2 separate regions of the Homo sapiens genome follow, and region 2 is linked to region 1. Evidence: read pairs that join two places in POLR2A ChIA-PET (ENCODE). Cell type or tissue: A673. All regions are shown on one strand. Each heading gives the region's core, and the rest is flanking DNA. Links, peaks and the distances in the headings are about the cores only.

What was found. ChIA-PET counts read pairs that join two places held together with the same protein. Peaks named below come from ENCODE experiments on the same cell type or tissue, not always from the same donor. Only the 100,000 strongest peaks of a DNase experiment are listed, where the experiment ranks them.
Region 2: POLR2A ChIA-PET joins it to region 1 with 14 read pairs; 2 of 35 experiments call an interaction of 5 or more read pairs at or near these places.

What each region holds. Positions count from the first base shown.
Region 1 is chr3:189,911,956-189,917,138 of GRCh38, reverse strand. No RefSeq gene overlaps it. Among named protein-coding and RNA genes, the nearest start is that of MIR944, 85 kb to the right of the region's middle. In A673, for the core only: no CTCF peak of the experiment used is centred there; a DNase peak (open chromatin) is centred at 2,138; H3K27ac peaks cover 430 bases.
Region 2 is chr3:190,068,282-190,073,464 of GRCh38, reverse strand. The region is part of intron 1 of P3H2 (prolyl 3-hydroxylase 2); the gene reads left to right. Among named protein-coding and RNA genes, the nearest start is that of P3H2, 50 kb to the left of the region's middle. In A673, for the core only: no CTCF peak of the experiment used is centred there; no DNase peak of the experiment used is centred there.

The DNA of each region.
Region 1 (5,183 bases), core at 943-3,442:
TAGTTTCCCAAGTGAATTTTGGTTAATATTTGCATAGTATATTCTTTTTCCCATTCTTTTATTTTTAACCTCTCTACATATTTGTTTAAGAAATGACTCATAAATTGAATGTGCATTTTTATTTTTATCAAATCTGAAACTTGTAGTCTATTTACAGGCAATTTATCACTGATTTTTTTTAATTTAAATCTACCGTATTGCTATTTTTTTTGTTTATCCCAACTGTTCTTTTTTTCTCTTTTGTTGCCTTCTTTTTAATTGATTATTTTTTCAACTATCATTCCATTTTGCCATCTATTAGCTTATTAGCTAGAAATTATTTTTCTCTTATTTTAGTGATTACACTAAAAATTACAACAGAAAGCCTTAAATTATTAGCATGTACTCTTAATTAATATTTTGTTCATTTCTTAGGAAATGTGAGCACTTGAGGACTCTTCAATTTCATTTACCCCACTCAGGCTTTTTTGTATTATTGTCAAGTATTTTAATTATGCCTGCATTTTAAACCCCATGTTGTATTACCATTGTCATTTTATACTATCAGTATTCATTTCTGTTTCCTTATATGTTTATTCTTTCCAGTGATTTTATTTCTACTTAAATTTTTGCCTGGATTGATTTTCTTCTTGCATTTCTGTCTAGGATAACTTTCTTTCTGCCCAAAGAATATTCTTTAGCATATCTTTTAGTACATGTCTGCTGCCACTAAATTTTCTCATTATTTTTCTGAAAATTATTTTATGTTCATTTAAAAAAATGTTTTCAACTGGCATATAGGTTTTGTTTGTGAATTTTGTTTTTCAATAGTTTAGCATTAGCATTTTGTTATATTCTGTATTTCATCATTTCCTTTGAAGACACACAGAGCTTTTTAAATCTGTGAATTAATTTCTTTAGTCAGTTCTGAAAAAAATTTTTTTTTCTGTATACATTTCACCTGTTCAGTGATTTCTAGTGTTATTTTTTTTCCCCTTTTGGTCATTTTGTCTTATTCGGAAATAGCTAATCATTTTGGATTGAATGCTTGACATTGTGTAAAAAAGATTGTAACATCTTCGTATTCCTTTTTAAGCTCAAAGTTAGAATAGGGTATAACATTTCAATTCTATAAGGAATTGTGCTAATGTGAGGATAAATTTCAATCCTTGTAACAACTGTTCTATTTTTAGTTTCCCATTACTCCTCATTAAGTCATGAGAAATATGTGATCCATTAGTTATATATTTTTTTCATTGGTTTCCTGGAAGTTTCATGTTACGTTTAACATTTAAGTACAACAATTATATTGACCTTGACCTTGTTTCTTAGTTTTATAACAAACTTTTTTATTTTAGTTAATTGTCTTACTGTACCTGTATCTATTATTATAAAGATTCTCTAGTATTTTATGAAGTTCATTCACTCATTATTTATTATCACTTGCCTACATTATTTGGGGCATCAAATTAGTCTCTAAGTAGGCCTATAAGGATGAATTCCATATTTCCTGACTTAACAGGTCTTGCAGTCAAATAACTGGAATAGGAGAGAGGAAGAAAACTGTGTAACAGGTGCATAAACCACATGCTGTAGGGAAGCAGACAAAGGAATAATACAGTTTTCCTAGAATGATGAGGGAGAACATGGTAGGCTAGCATTGGAGCACACACTTTGCCAGGAGAAGGACATTGCTTTAGGTTAAGAACACAACATGAACAAATGTACAAGAAGAGAAAAATAGGGTAGTTTGAGAGAAGAGCCTGATAAAGGAAAGGATGAATAACTGGAGGATATTGTTATGGGGCTGAGCCAGGGCTGGGTAAAGCTTATTTAAAAACTAGTTTCTGAGATTCTTAAGTCAGTGATTCGGTTGCCAGAAATACGATCAAGTATTATTCTTTGGTGATTTTAAAATATGTGCTTGTTCTTTAATTACCTCCCAAGAGATGTATATTTACTAACTAAAAATCAAGAAACAATTGCTGCCTCCAGGGCTAAGAGTATCTAAGGAAAGAGAAACACACCTGCTTTTTTGGTCACCAATATTAATATTTTACTTTCTTGCATCTTGAATGGTAAGCTGAAGCCACGAGTTGGAACGGAATACAGGCCGCTCTAGGGTGATGATTCAGGATGACTATTAGACTTGCAAAACTGAATGTGGGTGGTTTTGTTGTGTAATCTTTTGCCTTAATCTTTCTGCCTTTAATGAAGTGCTTTGACTGTCTCTTTTTGTGTGTGCCTGTTAGAAGTAGGACATGCATAGAGTTTCTCAATGGAATCTCATCAAATGTAAAGTCATGATTGAAAAATTGTTTGCCTTAGGTTAAAAAAGTCCCCTTTAGTTACAGAAGATATTACTTTATCTTGGGATATAAAGTCCAGAGAATTAAATAATTTGGTCAAATTACTTCCCAATTTAAGTGGATTTCAGACCTGAAATTTAATAGGTACAAAGTTAGTGTACACATGCAATATTGAAGAGAAAATTTGGCTATAAACAGCAAAAAAATTATCTAGTAAACAGTAAATCACGAATTGAATATTTTATCATTTCAAAAAAAACCACTAAACATTTTTCTAAGTAGCATGCTATTACATCAACTTTCTCAATATTTTAGTCAATGTTTCTTCAGCAAACATTTATTGATTGTCTACTATATGCTAGATTCTCTGCTAGCCTCCAGAGACAGTGATGAGCAAAATACAGGCACCACTTTTAATATTTTGAAGATTATAATCTAGTGAGATTCATCAGACATTTATCAAATAATCATACTTATGAAAGAATAATTCCAAATTTAAAAAAATGCTCTGAAAGAAAGAAGCACAATTCTATCAGAGGCAATAATGAAGGGACTGTAAATAAACACCTTCATTCTTTTTTGACCTCAGAAGTGGGTGGCATACAGAAACTTGTTACCACAAGCTGCTTGGTGCTGTGGAGACAACAGGAGTCTTAGAATTAGACTCTTGTCAAGATGATTAGAGCTTTTCCATGATGTCCTGCAAGGTCAGAGATGGCTAAGAGATTCCTGAAGTTAGGTTTGTCCTAGTCCTACCTGGACTAGCCCTTTACTTGTCCTTTGCTTTCCTCCAACCCACCTCTACAGTGCTGCCAAATAGACAGTTTTAATACTCAGCTGGTAGAGTGCCTCAGATCTTCCCAACACCATCTGAAGTTTCTTCTTTACACAGTTGCATTTCTCTCCTTCATATTCATTTAAAATCAAGTTCTAAGTCCTGACAAACAAGTTTCCATAATCTTACCAGACTCCAGCCAGTCTTACCAGATTTGCTTTATCTGTCTTCTCCACACTTCTGTACCCCAAGTTACAGACTCAGTTAATATTTTCTAGCAGAATTATTTACTTCCCTGAAACAGGCATGTGCTATTTCCTTTTACTGGGAAGCATTCCCTCTCTTCTTTGCCTGGGAAGTCCCAATCCTGACTTCCTCACTGAGGCTCTCTCCTAATCCCTAAGGTAGAGTTAGTTGCTTCCTTCTTGGTATTTCCTCAGCATTTTGGACGGGCAGCAGTTACAGCTCTCATCACTTTGTACTGTAACCATTTGCTTTTGTGTTATTTCATAAGTTAGAATGTCAACTTTCAGAAGATGAGGACTAGGTCTGATATACTTCTGTAATCTTATTTTGGTTCTTCCCAGGAGGATAACTAATACCATGCTTTGCATATATTAGTAGATGGTTGTTTAAGGAAAGAAGAGGCCTACAGGTCCTTGATGTCATGCCTTTTTTATTTCTAACTAAATAATGAGCCTTAGAGCCTAGTGTGGTGGCACACACCTGTAATCTCAGCTACTCAGTAGGCTAAGGCGGGAGGATTGCTTGAGCTTAAGAGTTTGAGGTTACAGTAAGCCATGATCATGCCATTGCATTCCAGCCTGGGCCACAGAGAACAAGACCCTGTCAAAAACAAAAATTAAAAAAAAAATGAAATAAATAAATAATGACCGTGATATATTTTTAAAGAATGTATGAATGAAATAAAGAGCTCAGGTGGTTCTTAAAACTAAAATTTGAGGACCAAATTAGAGAGCTCTTTGATACTTAGGGGAAAGAATAGTCCCTAGCTCATATGGTAGCTATGTGTTAATTATAAAATGCTGTCCTTTTCTCAAGACCCTTTACTTCAGTTGTTGTCCTAAATATACAAGGCTATGATAGCTACAGTAAAAGTTATAACTTTGGAATGTTGTGCCTGTGTGCACTTCTCAACCTGAATGACTATAAGTGTCTTTCAGAAAGATAATATGCTCTCTATTATTAAAAAAGCACCATATTGCTGCTTTAAAAGGAAAAATAAACTTACAAGTTGAGCTGCAAATGGACACCATTGTCATTATCATGATTAACAACAAATGACTACTGAATACCTAGAACATGTAGGCAGGGAGGTGAAACTTAAGGAAGACAAGACAAAAGAATTTATTTCTTTTTCAACTGAACTTCTAGCACATATTATTTCTTTTCCCTTATGGTTTAACCCTACCTACTTTGAACTTTTGAATTATTTCACTCATTCTGCTTTTCTCAAGCAGAATTGTCTAGGCATGAATGTTACCATTAAACCTAATTTTACACCAAAGGGTTCTCTTTGGTGTTGGTTTATGCACAACAAGACCAATGGAGATGGGCAAGAGAAAGAAGTCTAAGTTGACTACCAAGTTAATGGATTAGGTAGATGAGAAGTATACATTTATGCTAATTACTAAAGTAAATGTTGCTGGATGACATTTTAAACCCATAATCATTTTTTCCCAGTAATTTATCTATATGTTCCCATACTGCTTAATCAAAGTAGTGGTTGATCAGGAATTATTGCTTTAAAAAAGAGAAATTTTCAAAGTACAGTTACAAAATTACTTGCTAGTGTTTTTCTGGAGTTTGGTTATAAATATTTAAGGTTAGCTTAAATAATTTAGGCAGAAAAAATATATTTGAAAGATGAGAGTTGGCTTCCTCCAGACCATAAAAGCTTTCCTCACTTGGAAAGACAGAGTTATGATGCAGAGATGAGAAGATAGGTATTGGTAGATACTGGAGAGAAGAGTCTTGCTTCTTTTTTCAAGAACAGAGCCTTAAGAAAGTAGCAAGACTTTAATATGTCCATATTGCATGTAAGCCTAGGCAGGAAGAGCCCAAAACAGCACCAGAGAGATTCCCATGCTTCTAAGCCT
Region 2 (5,183 bases), core at 1,014-3,513, 160 kb before region 1:
GCTCAGAATCGCCCGGAAGCTGAAAACAAGCAGATTGTTTATGGCTCATTTTGAGGAAGAGGGCTTTTATCAGGGCTGCGTGGCAATGGAATGATACTCAAGGATCACAGCACTTCTTATCTGTGGAACTGAAGAAATGGGATGAGAGGTTGGAAATGACCTCTTGGGTTTCCTGCCAGCTTTGCTGTGAATCTAGGAAATAACAGGCTGGAGTTACTTGTAATCTTTTTAATTGAAGTATAACAGACACACAGAAAAGCACATTGATTAGAAATCACAAGGTGAGCATCCATTTAATGAAGACTAAAATTCCAAATTAGGTGTATCTGTTCTTTAGTGCCAAATTCTGATAATAAATATTTTCACCACATTGATCACAAACTACTGTTTCTATTACCTCTTTTATACCACGTGACTTTGTGATTTTTAAAGTGATATGAATGCAGTTAAAATGGTACAGGAGATATGATACTCTGATACCAGACTGTTACAATAGTGATTTAAGAATGATATTTACTTTCTCTGGAATAATTTATGTTCATGGTAGATAATTTGCAAAATATAGAGAAGCAAAGTATAGATAACAAATCTCAGAAATCAGTATTCAACATCATCATCCAGAACTAATCATGGATAACATTTTCCAGTATAACATTTGAAATGCACATATGCCACATGTACATATAAATTTAAACAGTTGTTTGAATTATATTGTGCATGTTGTTTAGTAACTTTTATTAATTAAAAAATAAAATGATACTTACAAAATTTTTGAATAGCTGTAGTATAACTGTTATATGAGCATATTGGCATCTATTTAATAAATACTGATTTTTAGTTATTTGTGTGCAGTTTTGCACTAATAAATATTGCTTGATGGTCACTGTTGTATCTGAATATTAGTTTTTTAAAATTTTTAAGTACATCCTTAGAAGTAGAATTGCTGGATTAAATAGCAAACACACTTTAATATATTTGATATATATTGCTAAATCATCCTTTAGAAAGTTGGTACCACTTAATACTCTAATTCAACATCAGTGGACGAGATTGTCTGATTCCTAGAGCCACTGCCAATGCTCTAAATTATACTTTAAATAAAAGAGACTTAAAGTTTAATGGATTAAAACTTCATCTTGACCGGGCATGGTGGCTCATGCCTGTAATTCCAGTACTTTGGGAGGCCGAGGTGGGCAGATCACCTAAGGTCAGGAGTTCAAGACCAGCCTGGCCAACATGGTCAAACCCCGTCTCTACTAAAAATTCAAAAAATTAGCCAAGCGTGGTGGCACATGCCTGTAATCCCAGTTACGCAGAAAGCTGAGACAGGAGAATCACTGTAATCATGCCTGTAATCCCAGCTATGCAGAAAGCTGAGAAAGGAGAACCTGGGAGGTGGAGGTTGCGGTGAGCCGAGATGGCGCCACTGCACTCCAGCCGGGGCAACAAGAGCGAAACTCTGCCTCAAAAAAAAAAAAAAAAAAAACCCTTCATCTTGTTTTAATATGCATTTTTTATTATCAGTATAAAAAATTTTAAATGTTTCTTGCTCATTGTTTATGTCTTTTGTCCATTTTATTGAAGTATTTTTCTTATTGCTATGTTAGATTTGTTTATAGATAGGTATGCAGGTACTGTTCCCAGTTCCTCATTGTCCTTTCAATTATTGATCACCTATAATCATAGCTGAGATCAACAGACTTACCAGAACTAATTTGACGTGAATCCTAGATACTAAAAAGAAATGTTCTTTTTCATCACTCTCAAATGACTCTTTAACATCTGCAGCTTTTTCTTTTTGATTTCAATATGTATGTGCCTAGGAAAAACCCATGAATAGCACAATAAGTTGGTGACTATGATCTTTCCTCAAATGGAAAGGAGTAAAACAGCACAATTGTGCTTTTACATTCTTCATTGGAATGATTTGGAATACAATTAATTGCCTTATTTTTAACTTTTCTGCTACTGTTTATAGTGGCTATTAACTAATATTTGCTTAGTGATTAATGTTATTCAGAATTAGTATGGAAGCTGATTGGATTTACATGTTTCTAGAACTACGAGTGGATTTAACTGATTTGCCAGGAAAGAACTTAAACATATTTTAAGTTTTAATTCAATATTTATTCTAGGTGACAGATTCTTTTTAAGGACTGGCATTGAAAAGTCTGTTTATTGTGGCTTGTAATAAGACATTTCAAAATTAATGTAGGCCCTTTGAAGGGTATTTATTTCAACATTTACCTAGTAAATATTTGGATACTATCTGAGTGCCTGAAGCAAACCGTAATAGCTAAAGTCAATGTCACAGGGATTTGCTTAGTTCATCAGTTTCAATGCAAACATGTCATCCTGTAACATGATAGTATTTATTGAGAAAATTAGATACTTCACATTTGATGAATATCTTAGAAGCTAGTGGAAAGTGTTTTATAATCCGGAAAAAAGCCAAAATTATTTTACTCATTAAAATTGTTCTAATAAATTGTTTTCCTTCATTTAATTTATTCTGCTTTAAGTCATTTAAAAAGACTGTGTGCAGCCTACATGTAATATGATTATGATGTTCTGGTCGGGTCAGCTAAAAGAACAACATTTTTTCTCAATGAACAGGAGTTAATGAAGTGTGAGCAATGCATAAGCGTGAAAATGGAAGCTGTAGCAAGGGGCTGGAATGTAAGGCAAGTTTGAGGTCATGGAAATTCCCGTTTCAGGCAGACAATGTGTTGTTTAACTGAAGATAGCTTTTTTGAGAATGATGGCTGTTCATATGGATTGTTAGTAATAAGAACTTTAATGTGAGAAGGGGAATTGGCTACATATAGATAGTCAAAATGTTTTGTCTTGTAAGTCGTTGCCTCTTTGATGGAACTGTGACCACTCCCTCCTTGGACCGTGTGCTCTTGATTACAGCACTATGACTATAATGCTGGAAAAGATGAGAGGAAGCTTCATGGCTAGATGACCCTGGATACCCTCATGAAGGACACTTTCACATTTTTATGACTTCAGGAACTGACTTGATATTCCTGTGACTCGGTTACCCCAAATGCAAGGCAAGAAAGTTGAACCTGATGCTTACTAGAACCCCTTCTGTATCTTCCTATGTACTATGACTTCTAAGAAAACAAGATAGATCAGATGAGGATAATCCTATCCTCTTACCACCAATTCCTCCAATGCACTGAGCCAAAATCTGCTTCTCTTCCTCTCTCAATAGTAAATAATAATAATGATAACAATAATAATAAATCTCTATGTAAGAACAATGCAAGTTCAACATTTTTGACTAAATCCCTGGATCTGACCTATTTCCGCTAGCCTTCATAAGGACTTCATGCTTGGAACTATCCTTTTTTTCTGTTTTCCTATGTCATCAGTTTCTCCATAGCCACCACGTGATTGCCATCAGCACAGCCTTCATGCATGCATCTTAAAACAAGTAAACCACCTTTCACCTCACTTCTCCGTTACCACAACTTAAAAAGAAGAAGAAGAAAAAAAAAAAAAACTTGTCTACACTTGCTGGCTTTACCTGCTGGCTAGCTTTACCCCCAATTTTCTCCACAATCCATGCTAATTGGATTTCCATCTACACCACTGCTCTGAAATGTCACTCATAAATGTTTCCAGTTGTCTACCCCTTGCTAGAGCCAATGGTCAGTTACTGGCCATCAGCTTTCTTGGCCTGTTAGCACTATTTCACTTTCATGACCTTGCATCTTGAAACCCTTTCTTCTCCAGACATTTCTTCCCACCCTCGCTAGATTTCCTTCTATTTAACTGGACATTTTCTCTCTATTTGTTTGTTGGTTCTTTGACTGGCCCTCTGAAAGTTGGTGTCCTTCAGCATCTTGGTTGCTAAGGATATGGGTAGAATTTTAACACACAGAGATAAACATGAGGAGGACTGGGAAAAGAAGAAAAGGTAAACATGCTGTAAATCTTACAGAGAAGTTCTGTTTGGCTGGAGAGGAGGTGAAGAGGAGATTCATTTATGGGAGAAGTTTGAAACATCCCATCAAATATATAAGATTTACACTGAGACTAGAAGAAGATTTCTAGGGACTGTGAACTTTCCATTTTTTCTAGTCCTGAAATCAGTGAAATGTCAAAAGATGCTTACTCAGTGGGGTTGGTCAGTTAACTAGGCCTCATATTGAAGGTAGCAATATCCTTTTATTGGAAACCCACATCTTAGCAATGTCCCAGTAGAGAAACCAAGACTGTGTCATCATAGATTTTTTCTTCTTGGTATGGTTTATTCAGAAGACACTCTAGGGTCTGGAGCTGAGCCTATAGATATTTAATCCTTAATTACCCAAGTATTTATTGAACTTTACCATGTGAAAGGCACAGATAGGTGAGGCTCTCTTGGATTAATATACCAGAATTTTTGTTAGAATGAGCTAAGGTGCCGCCTGTGAAAATACTGACCTCACTCATATAAAACATTTTTTCTGTGGTTTTTCAGTGTACTACCAAACATGGGATGGTATCGATAGCAAACGTTTAGTTGGTTGTAATAGGATATTAAATGTGATTGTTCTCTTTTTTGTATTTGCAATTTTTTTGTAAAAGTCTTATAAATTATATATTGGTTTGAATTTCTTGTGTGCAAAAGCATCTATATGTAGAGAAGCTGAAAATTATTGCCGAAGAAGAAAACACATTATGTAGATCAACAAATAGCTGTCATTTTACCGAGAAAAATCGGTAACTCTTTTAAGTGATAAGCCTTCTCCCTCAGGAAATCGCAACTTCAGCTTTTAGGAAACAGCTCTGTCTACTCGTCCACCTTCATCCAGGAATGAACTGAGCAAGCAGTAGTTTTTCAAAGAAAACAAATCTCCTACATAGATTTACTCTATGTATTTTTGCCAGCTCCTTAGTAACTGTTCAGTTTTGATATCACTAAAGATTTAGAGTAAGCCTGATTTACCAAATCTAGCAGTTTTAAGACCCAATAACTTTTGTGGGAGACAAAGGGTGTGGGGTAACTTCCCACCAACATATGTGTGTGTCCAGGGGGCTGAGTCCACCCTCATGTGACCAGACCGCTTGGCCACTTATAGAGTGGCTGTCGAGGTTAAGGTATCTGGAATCTAGTAATATTTCAGAGGATGGGACAAGGTAGATTTCCCAGGCTTCTTTTCAGTACTTGTTACTTAGCTATTGTT